Linked DNA regions of Homo sapiens: all the other regions are linked to region 3. A link is a contact called in ENCODE Hi-C data. All regions are on one chromosome and are shown on one strand. Each heading gives the region's core, a stretch centred on a gene start or an enhancer-like site at or near the end of the contact. The rest is flanking DNA. Distances are from core to core; before and after follow the strand shown. Region 1 holds the start of FANCI (FA complementation group I). Region 2 holds the start of POLG-DT (POLG divergent transcript). Region 3 holds the start of DET1 (DET1 partner of COP1 E3 ubiquitin ligase).

Region 1 (4,030 bases), core at 579-3,078, 700 kb after region 3:
GGATGTATTTTCTAGAATCAGTGTATCACTAGCTTCTCAGTGTATAGTGTCTAGTCAGTGAACCAGACGGATAAGATTTGCTCCTTAGTTAAGGAAGCCTGCACCAGGGTGAAAAACCGTTGTTGTTAATCTGAATGAATCTGTTCTTCTCTTCTTTTGCATATGTAACACTTATTAATGCAAATGGAAAACACAGATGATGCATTCGTGCAACAAGAGGAGACAAGAACCCTGAGGCATCAATGCCAGTGGGTAGACACACAGGCAATTCAGTAAGTACGTCTGGGATGCGCCAGTGGAGGCTCGGAGAGGCTAATGAGCTTGTTCTAGCTACCCAGACCCACAGATTCATGGCTGAATCCCAGAAGCAGCCTGGGAGATTTTGTGGGGAGATGAGGCAAAGTCATCTACTTCCTTGGCAAGGTAAAGGATTCCTTTCAGGAATCATCTTCTACCTCAAGCTGCCGTGTTTTAGTTAAACATCACAGCTCAGTATTGGGACAGAAATGTAGAAGGAAAAAAATGCTGAAGGGTCACAAGCAAGGAGCAGGTCTAGACAGCTGAGAGGAACCATTCTCCTCCAATAGCTCTGTTTCTTCAATAACTGGCCATGTAGACCCGTTCTACCCCCGAGGGCTGGGAGTCGAGTCAGGTTCCAGACTGAAATGCTCCCTGATCTTAGCATTCCTTCACTTGCCATCCCACAGGCACCTCAAATTTGGTGCGTCCAACTCTGAAGGGCTCATCATCACCCCATCATCCTTTTCCTGTGCTCCCTGTGTTAGTCAACTGCAGGATTAACTCCCCGCCCCCCAACCCCAGTCGCTCAAGCCTGAACATTCCTCAACAACGCCCACACCCCCTCAAATCCGGATATTTGGGCTTCCTAAATCTCTACCTCCTAATCTCTTTCACATGCGGTCCACTCCTTTCTGTCCCCATTGCCAAGGTTGGGCCACCACCACCTATCTTTGGGACAACTTACAGTCTTCTAAGGGGGGTCCTGCCTTCGGTCCGCCCCACCTGGCTCATCTCTTTTCAACAGTTTCTGCGGTCCTCACCTGCCCGAGACAGCAGTCTACAATGCGAACACAGTCATGTCCTTCCCCTTCAGCGGTTCCCCACTGCCCCCAATATGAAAAGGAGTTAGAAACCCCTGCCTTCCCACTCCCACCGAGCACCTTCGCCTTCTGAACTGGCCAGGGGCTCTGTTGCTTGCTCGTTGCTCTCAGACCCTTTGCGCAAGGTGCTCCCTCAACCCAAAATAGAATCTCGGCCCACCCTCTGTCGGTCTTCGCCCCACTGTCAGTTGTTCATTTAACAAATATTCGCTGCTTTTGCCAGGCTATGCAATAAACGCTGGGGTTACGCAAGGGGAGCGCAAAACAAAACAAAACAGAGAACAAACAAAAACCACAACTCCCAAAAGTCCATTAAGACCCCTAGCCACAGGGGGCTTACATCTGAGGGGTTACCGTCCCTTGGCACAAGGTGGAGTATGAAATCCGCCTCTGCCTTCCAGGCTTTTCCAGTGCCAAGACCTGCGGGGCCACCAATTGTGAGTCCCCTCCCGCACTGACTACTCCCTCAACAGGACAGGAGGGAAGCTGAACCTGTCGGGACACCGCGCTGGGCACGCTCAGGTCCCACCGCGCGTGCTCATCGGCGGTCCCTAGCGCGAGTTCGGACAGGCAGCGCCCCCCTCCGACTGTGAGCTGGGACGCTCCCGCACGCTTCCCGGCACCCCTTCAGTCTTCATGGTACACCCCGCCCGCAGGTACCCGGACGGCGGAAGTGAGCCGCGGGGGCGGATCTTGTTGTTACGGGTAACGGAAGTGTGGCGGCGTTGGGTTGAGCGGGCTTTTTGGAAGTTTGTGGCGGAGGTGAGGCCGAGGTGACTGCAGAGCGGCTCGCGAGGTGCTCGGGCTGTGGGACTGGGCCCCTGGGAGGGAGCGGTTCTGTGGGGGAAAGGAGGCTCCTGTCCTGACTTGGCGTTCTGGTATTTTCTCTGGCGTGGAAAGTAGGCGCGCTCCGCTGTCTCCCGCCGCCTGCCTCAGCTTTCGCGGTTCCCTCCTAGGGGTGTGCCTCAGTCGGAGCCCCTTCTGTTAAATTCTTCCCCCTTGGCCGAGGGTGAGCTCTTACTTCTGAGAAATTTCCCTTAACCTTGCTTTGCATTTGTTGTCCGGTCGCGGTCTCCATCACCAGCTGCTTCGTGTTATAGTTTTTGTATTTGCGCTCACGGCTTGTTAACTGAAGAACCCGGAAGGGAAGGCCGCGGCGTTTCCCGCCGGCGGGGCTCTGCCATTCTCGGATCTTGGCTTCAGATCTCTGATGCTCCCCAGCGTCTCTTGGCAAGGAATCTACTTCGCGTTCAGGGAATTCACAGCCACCCGCCTCTGGTCTTACCTCTGGTTTTAGGATGATTTTAGCAAATGTGCCTAGGTTGATTTAAACGTATCCCCCTCCGAAGCCGCCTGCCCCTTCTGGCTGGACACCTTTTTAGGTTGGTGTGTCCTGTTTGCATCCGGTAGTTCAAAGCATGGGATCTTGGAGTCCGGAGCTGGACAGACTCGGGTTTCACTTCTCTCTCTGCCACTTGGTAGCCTTCTAATCTTGGGGGAAATTCCCTAATCTCTGAATCCCAAAAGTTGTTCATCTAAAATGGGGCTAATATTACACCTACCTAGTAGGTGGTGTTGTGGGAGTCATGTTAATGAATGTAAAGTGCTGGGTTCAGTGTTTTCCCTATTATAGGGGTTCAATAATTTGTTCAACAAACATTTGTTACCTAGTTTGAGCTAGGTACTGTGCTAAGTGCTGGAGATACAATGATAAACAAAACCAGCTACGGCCCGTGTCCTTAGGGGACTTATAGTCTAGTGGGAGATAACATTTGTTAATCTGATAATTACACATGTAATATTAAAAATTGGTGACAGTATGTAAGAGAGTTTACTGGTGCCATGAGAGGATGTACTAGGGGAACGTTTAACAACCTATACTGAGCTTTTCTTTTCTTTTCTTTTCTTTTTTTTTTGAGACAGAGTCTCCCTCTGTTGCCAGGCTGGAGTGCAGTGGCGCGATCTCGGCTCACTGCAACCTCCGCCTCCTGAGTTCAAGTGATTCTCCTGCCTCAGCCTCACAAGTAGCTGGGACTACAGGTGCGTGCCGTCACGCCCAGCTATTTTTTTTTTTTTTTTTTTTTTTTTTTTTTTTTTTTGTATTTTTAGTAGAGACGGGGTTTCACCATCTTGGCCAGGAAGGTCTGGATGTCTTGACCTAGTGATCCGCCCGCCTTGGCCTCCCAAAGTGCTGAGATTACAGGCGTGAGCTACTGCGCCTGGCCTAGACTGAGCTTTTGAGGAGATGTGGATTGAGCTAAGATCTGAAGGATTTGTAGGAATTAGTAATAAAAGATTGGGGGGCAGTGGATGGAAGCAGGAATATTTATTTAAGTTCCAGATGGAAACATGTGGAAGGGCCTGTGGCAGAAAGAACTTGGAGATTTGAAGGACTGGAAGCAATTCTGCATGGCTGGAGCAGAGTGATGAAAGGGAGGTAGGCATGGGTCAGAACTTGCAGGACTTATTTTATCCTTACTTAAGGGTTTTGGACTGATAAAGCAATGGAAGCCACTGAAGAGCTTTAAGATGAGGATGGCATGGAGGGAAGATAAGTCACATAATCAGGTTTGTGTTTCAAAAACATCACTTTAGTTGCTGCGTAGAAGGGAACAAGTTAGGAAACGATTGCAGTAGTTCAGGTGAGAGATGGTGGTGGCTTGGGGTAATGTGTCAGTAGTGGAGATGGAGAAAAGTAGACAGATTTGGGAGATATTTAGTAGGTAACATTGACAGGACTTGGTAATGGATGTGGTGAAGGATGAAGGCAAAGTTGTTAAGAATGTTACCTAGGTTTCTGGTCTGAGCAGCTGAGTGGATGATGGTACCATTTATGGAGACGGGAAACACAGGAGGAAGAAGAGGAGGAACAGATTTTCTTTCTACTAGGCTGTACTTCCCCCTTCTAT
Region 2 (3,830 bases), core at 1,005-3,504, 790 kb after region 3:
ATGTTTTCACCATTTTCAACTGCATATTTAACATTTCGCAGCTTTCTTTACAAAGATGTAGCTTCCAATAGGAATAAAGAAACTGCCAACTTTTTTGCTGGCCATGCCTGAAAGCATTAAGGTTGTAAATAGTATTTTAATCCTGGAATGAAGAATAAAAAAAGGGGAGAAACAGTACTGCCATCATTGTTTGAAAAAGAAACTTGGGTAGCACTTAGAAAGTTATTTAAAAAGAAAAGAGAGATTGGATATACTTGTTTGGGACCAAAATGCCTGCTTGGAAGGCTGGGGGAAGGAAGCAATGTTTCTCAACTAGGGGTGGTCAACCAGATGCCACCTCAAGGGGGCGTCTGGAAACGTTGCCGGCGGGGGCAGGGGGGCGGGGGGGTGTTGGTCTGGCGTTTATGGGAAAGGCTGGGGATGCTAAATGTCCTATACTGCCTGGGACAGTCCCACAAAAGGGAGCTTTCTACCGCCCAAAATAATTAATAGCTCCCCAAATAGAAACACTGTTCAAATGACTTTTCAGACTAACTTCTCATGACGCTATTAGGAGAGGGGGTAAAGGCACCAAATCACCGTGATCTTAAGTGGCCTCCCGAAGGTCTCATGTACAGCGCTCTACTGTGATTCTCTGCGTGGCCTTTACTGCCTGACATTTACTTGGGTATTTGCTTACTGCCTGTGATCTTCCCACCAGAAAGTGAGTCCCACATAAACAGGGGTCTAGTCCTAATTCAACACATCAGCGCTCCCTACGTGAGCACCCAGCCCGTAACAGGACCTCAGAAAATGTTCACTGAAACAAACTATTAAGCTGGGCCCCCATGCCTGCTTATGTCCCCAACCCTGCCCCTACTTACCAGGCCGAGGGGGATATGGCCACCGCCAATGTGGGGCAAGTTCCCTCTGCCAAGCAGACCTCCACGTCGAACACCAGGGCCCGCTCCTCGGGGATGGCCACGGGTACGGCCTCCCCCTCGGGGCCGTACCGGGTCCAGCCCTCCGCCCAGGCCCAAGCCGGGGGCTTCGGGGGCAGCTGGGCCTGCAACAGCAAGTTGGCCGCCTCCAGGTAGGGCAGGCTCTGCTTCTGGGCCAGGAGGCGGAAGTGCTGGTCCAGGTTGTCCCCGTAGAGGGGCGGCAGGCGCAGCTCCACGTCGGGCAAGGGCACGGCTGGCTGCCCCCAGAGCCCGTGCTTCTGCAGGTGCTCGACGCTGCGGCGCACCGCGGCCTCGCCAGGCATCTCCCCTCCTTGCCCGAAGATTTGCTCGTGCAGCCCTCTCGAGAGCATCTGGATGTCCAATGGGTTGTGCCGCAGCTGCCCGCCCTCCGAGGATAGCACTTGCGGCTGCTGAGGCTGCTGTTGCTGCTGCTGCTGCTGCTGCTGCTGCTGCTGCCGCCGCCGCTGCCCGTCGCTGGGGTCGGACGCGGGGACGGAGCTGGAGACCCAGCGCCCCGGAGCTGGAACCGGCCCTGGCCCGACGGTGGCGCCGGCCACCTTCCTCCAGAGCAGGCGGCTCATGGTTGGTGCAGGGACCCCCACGCTGGGAGTCAGAACACCTGGCTTTGGGCTCCAGCTTGGCTTCTTTTACTGGCTGGAAGACGTGGAGAGAGACACGTCCTGTCTCTGCTCTCCTGTCAGTGAAATGGGTTTGACCATGCCTGCCTTCCACCCCAAATCCTAAAGGAGACAGATGATATAAAGCGTTATTTTACCATATATGTAATAGGTGTATCCATAATCATCATTCCTTGAGCATTTACTGCGTCCCCAACACTGTGCCAGGCGCTTCAGTTGCATTTTCCGTTAAGCCTCAAAACTTGGGAAACGTCAATACCCCTCCTGGGGGAACCGGGGTCCACGCAACTTCGTCAGTGAACCCACGTGGGGAAGCCGAGGGCAGCGAGTAAGAGAGCAGTATCTGGAGTAGGGCGACGCGGTTTTGAACCCCGCTTCTGGCTCTCTCGAGCTGTGTGACCTTGGGCAAAGCTCCTTAGGCCCTGATATCCTATTCTGTAAAATGGGATTACGGATTCTGCCTGTCACACCGGGCTGCTGTCTGGGGGACACAGGGCGCCTATGTCGTGCGGCCCTGCTCTTGGCAAGCGCTCGGCAAATGGTGGCTGCCATTACCGCGACCGGCGCGGGCCTAGCGTCGAGAGGTGCCAGCGCCCGGATTCGAACCCGCAGGGTGGGCCGCCGTCCCCCGGGACCCACACCCACACCCGGACCACGGCCCACCCGGCCGAGAGCGTCCTGCAGGAGGAGTCGGCGGCCACCCCCGTGCGCCCCGCCGCCCGCCTGCGCCCGGCAGAGGCGCCGCGGTGCGCCCTGGGACTAGCCGCCGCCCTGCTCCGGGCCTCGCTCCCTGACTGGAGAGGGAGGGGCCGCGCCGTCGCTCAGCGACCCGGCCTCCCCGCCGCCGACCCCGCCGGAAACCTCGGTCCTCACGGTGCTTCCCGGTCTGCTGCTCCCCCGACCCCAGGCCCACGGCACGGCGTCCCCCTTCGCGCGGCCTACGCAGCCTCGGGGTAGCGTGTGGCCTCCACCCGGCCGGTCCGCTTCGCTGGCAGCCGCAACTTCCCGTCTGCACCCAGCTAGGTCCCGCGGCTACCCGAGAGGCAAGCGGGAGACTCCCAGCGCGACCAATAGGAGGGCCGCCAATGGAGCGGTCCGCCCGCGGGGGGAGAAGGGGGACTTCTGGGTGGGCTCTCCCTGCGGAACGCGCGAACCAAAGGCCAACCTCCCCTTCTCAAGGAGCAGGTGGATTGGTCCCGAGCTAGCTGGTGGGCGGAGGTGACGTTTTTATAAGTTGCTCAAGAGACGGTAACAACCGACGGGCCGCGTGGCCTAATGGATAAGGCGTCTGACTTCGGATCAGAAGATTGCAGGTTCGAGTCCTGCCGCGGTCGAAGGGAGGTTATGATTAACTTTTAGTTTATTCCTCCCTCAGGAACGAAGTATTGGGACAATGTGAACGTAGTCGCCGCCGATTCCCACCGCACTTCAAAGATGTGGGAACGCCAAGATCCGCGGAAGTAACCACGCCCAGCAAGTCCCTGCGAGATTGCCCGCCTACGTGTCTCAGCGGAGGCACATTTCTAAAATGTACCAGGTCTCTCGCACCCCGACGCAGGTGGAGGAAAGTGGAGAGGGAGGGGCATCCTGTACAGAAATCTCAATTTATACTCAATTGATGGTTGGCAAGAGTTGGGGCTCGCAGCCAAAGCGAGGCTCCCTCCCTCGCCCATCCGGTGCTGCCTCCTCGTCCAGAGCAATTCTGAGGGGTAAAAATGTTGCCTTCCGTTGAACCTGAATTTGCCCGCAGATGCTAGCCTCCGGCCCACAGCGCGGCTGGAGCTTGTCCCCTTCCCCAGCTGTTTCCAGTCTCCGCATCCGTCTTGTGTTGCTCCAGGTGCTTCAACAGCTCTCAGCGCTCGGTGGTTGGTGAACTGTGGTAAAGTGCACGCAGAATAAGGTCTACGTGATTAAGCACCGCCTGGGGGTTGGGGTCTGGAGGCCCAGCTGCACAGATGAAAGGGAGGCTCAGAGACGTTTGGGACCAACCGAGATCACACAGCTGATTAGGAATAAAATTCAGGTCAAGCTGAAAGTCGGCCGCCACCGTCCAGCGTGGATCCCAGGACACCGTGAACGGACTACAGAAGTTGACTTTCGCGTTTTTAAGGAGTGGGGTGCAGGGAAACAATCCTCCGCCGGCCCTGCGGGCTGATGCCGACCCTCACCTGCTCCCGCCACGTGGAGAGGTAGAGAGAAGCCCCGGGCCAAGCAGCATTGAGCCCTGGTCCCTTCTATTTAAATATGAAAT
Region 3 (4,259 bases), core at 454-2,953:
TGCCAAAGGTGCAGAAAAAGAACTCCAAAATGTTGACTTTTACCTCTGTCCTGGGAATCACCCTGACGCTAGCTGTCGAGATACTTATCAGTTTTTCTGCCCTGATTGGACATGTGTAAACTTAGCCACCTACTCTGGGGGATCAACCAGATCTTCATTCGGTAACTCGTGCTTCTCATCCTAAATTATGTACTAAAAAAAAAATTGTAATCCTCTTACAATAATATTACGGCATGTCATGGAAATTAACATTTTATATTCCAGGATTTGATGTTGGGACTATGTTCACCATCCAAAATAAATAAATAAATAATAGAAATAAAAATCCTGGTCTCATGGAGCCCACCCAAGCCAATCGGGCCTTTAACTGCTCTAGGTGACCCTATGTTCCAGAAACCCCCTGACAAAGTTGATTTAACTGTTCCTCCACCATTCTTAGTCATAAAAGATACCCTCCAAAAAGTTCGAGAATATCTAGATAGGCAACAACAGGAACGAGAAAATAACATCCCCTGGTATCAAAACATGTTCCACTGGAACCCCTGGCTAACTACTTTAATCACTGGGTTAGCTGGACCTCTCCTCATCATACTATTAAGTTTAATTTTTAGGCCTTGTATATTAAATTGGTTTCTTAATTTTGTAAAACAATGCATAGCTTCTGTCAAACTTATGTATCTTAAGACTCCCCTTGTTAAAACTGAGGAATCAATGATTTGATTCCCCAAAAACACAAGTGGGGAATGTAATGCCCAACCTGGTTTTTACTAACTCTGTTTTTAGACTCTCCCTTAGCTAAGAGAGCCAGACAGACTCCATCTTGGCTCTTTCACTGGCAGCCCCTTCCTCAAGGACTTAACTTGTGCAAGCTGACTCCCAGCACATCCAAGAATGCAATTAACTGATAAGATACTGTGGCAAGCTATATCCACAGTCCCCAAGAATTCATCTGATTGATAACACCCAAAGCCCCACGTCTATCACCTTGTAATAGTCATAAAGCCCCTGCACCTGGAACTGTTTACTTTCCTGTAACCATTTATCCTTTTAACTTTTTGACTACCTAACTTCTGTAAAATTGTTTTAACTAGACCCCCCCTCCCCTTCCTAAACCAAGGTATAAAAGTTAATCAAGCCCCTTCCTCAGGGCCGAGAGAATTTTGAGCGTTAGCGGTCTCTCGGTCACCGGCTAATAAAGGACTCTTAATTCGTCTCAAAGTGTGGCGTTTTCTCTAACACCCCTGGGTACAACACACTAACTCACTGTGTGGTACTAAGTCCTTTACCCTTGCTGGGTCTCAGTTTCCCTATGGGAGAAGGTGCACATGTCCCTCAATTCCTTGCGACGGCCTCTAAACCAGAAGGGGATGCCAAGGGGCGGGCACACATACCCAAAAGGGCGCCCCCGGAAAGAAAAGCCTGGGGCGGGGCCTCAAAGGGAAGAGAATGCTGAGGGAGGGCGGGGGCCGCGGGGCCTCTGGGCATCAGCGTCATGCAGGGAGGAGCCTGCCGGGGAGGGTCTGACGGGCTTGGAGGCTGGGCCAAAAATGGTAAGTCCTCACCTGTCTGGTCCGGGCTCAAAGAGCCAGGGCGAGGGATGCCCCAGCCTGTTCTGTGCGCGCCTCCCCCTGCCCCGCCCCCGCCATGCCCCAGGACTCCTGCACCCGCGGCTGCACGTTCCCGTTTCCGCCAGCCACCGGAACTGCGGCCCAGCAAAAAGGGAAGTAGGGGAGAGCACGGCACTGTTCAGCCAACACTAAGAGACAGGTACAGCGCACCCTTGTGCCCGGAGGAAGGATCGAAGCCGTAGAGGCTCCATGGCTCCGAAGGAAAAATTAAAATGGCACCTAACCTGGCAATCTCTGTGAGTCCCAATGGCAGTGTCTCTGCACCTGCTGGGCACATTTGAAAAAATATGAATAGAATTAATTTTTCACCTATTGATTAGATGCTGAGAAACTTCCTACTCTGTTATCTTCTAGATGGCGAGCACCTTGAAGACTGAGATTGTATTGATCATCTCTGACTAACAGGGAATTTGCCTTGCTAGTTTTAAGATGGAGTTGATTTTAAAATGATGTCACTCTGGCTCTCGTAGGCTCCTGCTTCCCTAACAAAAAGACCTTCAACATCATTAATTATCAGAGAAATGCAAATCAAAACAATGAGATACTACTTCATACCCCTTAGGATGGCTATAATATCTTTAAAAGGAAGATATCACATACTGGTGAGGAGGTGGAGAAATCAAAAGCCTCATACACTGCTGCTGGGATGGGTGCAGTCACTTTCATGGGCGTCCGTGTGAAGAGACCACCAAACAGGCTTTGTGTGAGCAATAAAGCTGTTTATTTCACCTGGGTGCAGGTGGGCTGAGTCCGAAAAGAGAGTCAGCGAAGGGAGATAAGGGTGGGGCTGTTTTATAGGATTTGGGTAGGTAAAGGAAAATTACAGTCAAAGGGGGCTTGTTCTCTCACGGGCAGGAGTGGGGGTCGCAAGGTGCTCAGTGGGGGTGCTTTTTGAGCCAGAATGAGCTAGGAAAAGGACTTTTACAAGGTAATGTCATCACTTAAGGCAAGGACCGGTCATTTACACTTCTTTTGTGGTGGAATGTCATCAGTTAAGGTGGGGCAGGGCATACTCACTTCTTTTGTGATTCTTCACTTATTTCAGGCCATCTGGGCTTATATGTGCAAGTCACAAGGGATGCGATGGCTTGGCTTGGGCTCAAAGGCCTGACATTCCTGCCTTCTTATATTAATAAGAAAAATAAAAATAGTGTTGAAGTGTTGGGGCGGCAAAAATTTTTGGGGGGTGGTATGGAGAGAGAATGAGCGATGTTTCTCAGGGCTGCCTCAAGCGGGATTAGGGGTGGCGTGGGAACCTAGAGTGGGAGAGATTAAGCTGAAGGGAGGTCTTGTGGTAAGGGGTGATATTGTGGGGATGTTAGAAGAAACATTTGTCATATAGAATGATTGGTGATGGCCTGGATATGGTTTTGGATGAATTGAGAAACCAAATGGAATAACAAAAGGAGAAAAACAGGTATAAAAGGTCTAAGAATTGGGATGACTCAGGATATCTGATTAGAGAGTGCCTAAGGAGATTCAGCATAGTCCTGCCAGCAAAGATTATTTATTTACTTCAAGAGTTAAGAGTGGCAGTTTGTGGATAGCACCTGGAGATATCAGCTGTGATGGCTTAGAAAAACAATGTAAACAAGAGCAGGGCAGTGTAAACAAGAGCAGGGCATGTATGAGTAGTTGAGAACGGTGAATAGGAGTATGACTAGACAGAAGATAGCAGGGATGACAAGTTTTTTTGGGGCACAGTCTAAGTTGGTCTGGTGTCTGGAATAAGACTGGGGCCTAATAAAAAGGAGCATCTATACAGGAGCTTAAATGGGCTGTACCCTGTAGCATTCTGAGGACAGGCCTGAATTCTGAGAAGGGAAAGTGGTAAAAGTATTGTCCAGTCCTTTTTAAGTTGGTGGCTGAGCTTGGAGAGGTGTGTTTTTAAAAGACCTTTAGTCCATTCTACTTTTCTTGAAGACGGAGGACTGTAAGGGATATAAAGGTTTCACTGAATACTAAGAGCCTGAAAAACTGCTTGGCTGATTTGACTAATAAAGGCTCGTCTGTTATCAGACTGTATTGAGGTGGGAAGGCTAAACTGAGGAATTATGTCTGACAGAAGGGAAGAAATGACTGCGGTGGCCTTCTCGGACCCTGTAGGAAATGCCTCTACCTATCCAGTGAAAGTGTCTACCTGAACTAAGAGGTATTTTAGTTATCTGACTCAGGGCATGTTGAGTAAAGCTAAGTTGCCAGTCCTGGGTGGGGCAAATCCTCGAGCTTGATGTGTAGGGAAGGGAGGGGGCCTGAATAATCACTGAGGAGTAGTAGAAAAGCAGATGGAACACTGAGAAATTATTTCCTTGAGGATAGATTTCCACGATGGAAATGAAATGAGAGGTTCTAAGAGGTGGGCTAGTGGCTTGTACTATAGCATAACCTGCCTTTGCTGGTGTGTGGCGATTAGGCCTGGTGGAACCACCTTCAATAAATCAAGCGTGATCAGGGTGAGGAACAGGAAAGAAGGAAATTTGGGGAAATGGGGTGAATGTCAGGTGGATCAGAGAGATACAGTCATGGGGGTCAGGTGTGGTATCAGGAATAATGTGGGAGGCCGGATTGAAGTCTGGGCCAGGAACAATGGTAATTGTGGGAGACTCAACAAAGAGTGAGTACAGCTGAAGG

The links. A loop is a pair of places that touch in the nucleus more often than their neighbours do. Pooled maps may share reads with other maps.
Region 1: a map of CD8-positive, alpha-beta T cell shows a loop between it and region 3 (17-fold over the local background). The contact joins the promoter of FANCI here to the promoter of DET1 in region 3. A Hi-C loop is called at or near these places in 4 of 168 maps with a recorded cell type or tissue (CD8-positive, alpha-beta T cell and naive thymus-derived CD4-positive, alpha-beta T cell), 3 of 37 single-sample maps with no recorded cell type and 15 of 50 pooled maps.
Region 2: a loop to region 3 is called in a map of CD8-positive, alpha-beta T cell, with 25 times the contacts of the local background. The contact joins the promoter of POLG-DT here to the promoter of DET1 in region 3. A Hi-C loop is called at or near these places in 4 of 168 maps with a recorded cell type or tissue (CD4-positive, alpha-beta T cell, CD8-positive, alpha-beta T cell and ascending aorta), 2 of 37 single-sample maps with no recorded cell type and 15 of 50 pooled maps.

Annotation. Positions count from the first base shown.
Region 1 is chr15:89,242,151-89,246,180 of GRCh38, forward strand. It overlaps FANCI (FA complementation group I), which reads left to right and starts at 1,829. Exons shown (of 38, transcript NM_001113378.2): 1 at 1,829-1,883. RefSeq lists an enhancer at 2,032-2,411.
Region 2 is chr15:89,332,233-89,336,062 of GRCh38, forward strand. POLG-DT (POLG divergent transcript) reads left to right here and starts at 2,255. Exons shown (of 2, transcript NR_186332.1): 1 at 2,255-2,622; 2 at 2,955-3,830. POLG (DNA polymerase gamma, catalytic subunit) reads right to left here and starts at 2,592. Exons shown (of 23, transcript NM_002693.3): 1 at 2,441-2,592; 2 at 864-1,681. The coding sequence starts at 1,522. POLGARF (POLG alternative reading frame) reads right to left here and starts at 1,577. Exons shown (of 2, transcript NM_001430120.1): 1 at 864-1,577. The coding sequence starts at 1,577. It overlaps TRR-TCG1-1 (tRNA-Arg (anticodon TCG) 1-1), which reads left to right and starts at 2,841; the gene lies at 2,841-2,913. RefSeq lists enhancers at 1,860-2,361, 3,231-3,330, 3,341-3,410, 3,751-3,800 and a silencer at 2,051-2,650.
Region 3 is chr15:88,544,978-88,549,236 of GRCh38, forward strand. DET1 (DET1 partner of COP1 E3 ubiquitin ligase) reads right to left here and starts at 1,704. Exons shown (of 5, transcript NM_001144074.3): 1 at 1,563-1,704. It overlaps LOC124903547 (a long non-coding RNA gene), which reads left to right and starts at 1,608. Exons shown (of 2, transcript XR_007064748.1): 1 at 1,608-1,864; 2 at 1,983-2,356. RefSeq lists a silencer at 1,508-1,867 and an enhancer at 2,434-3,308.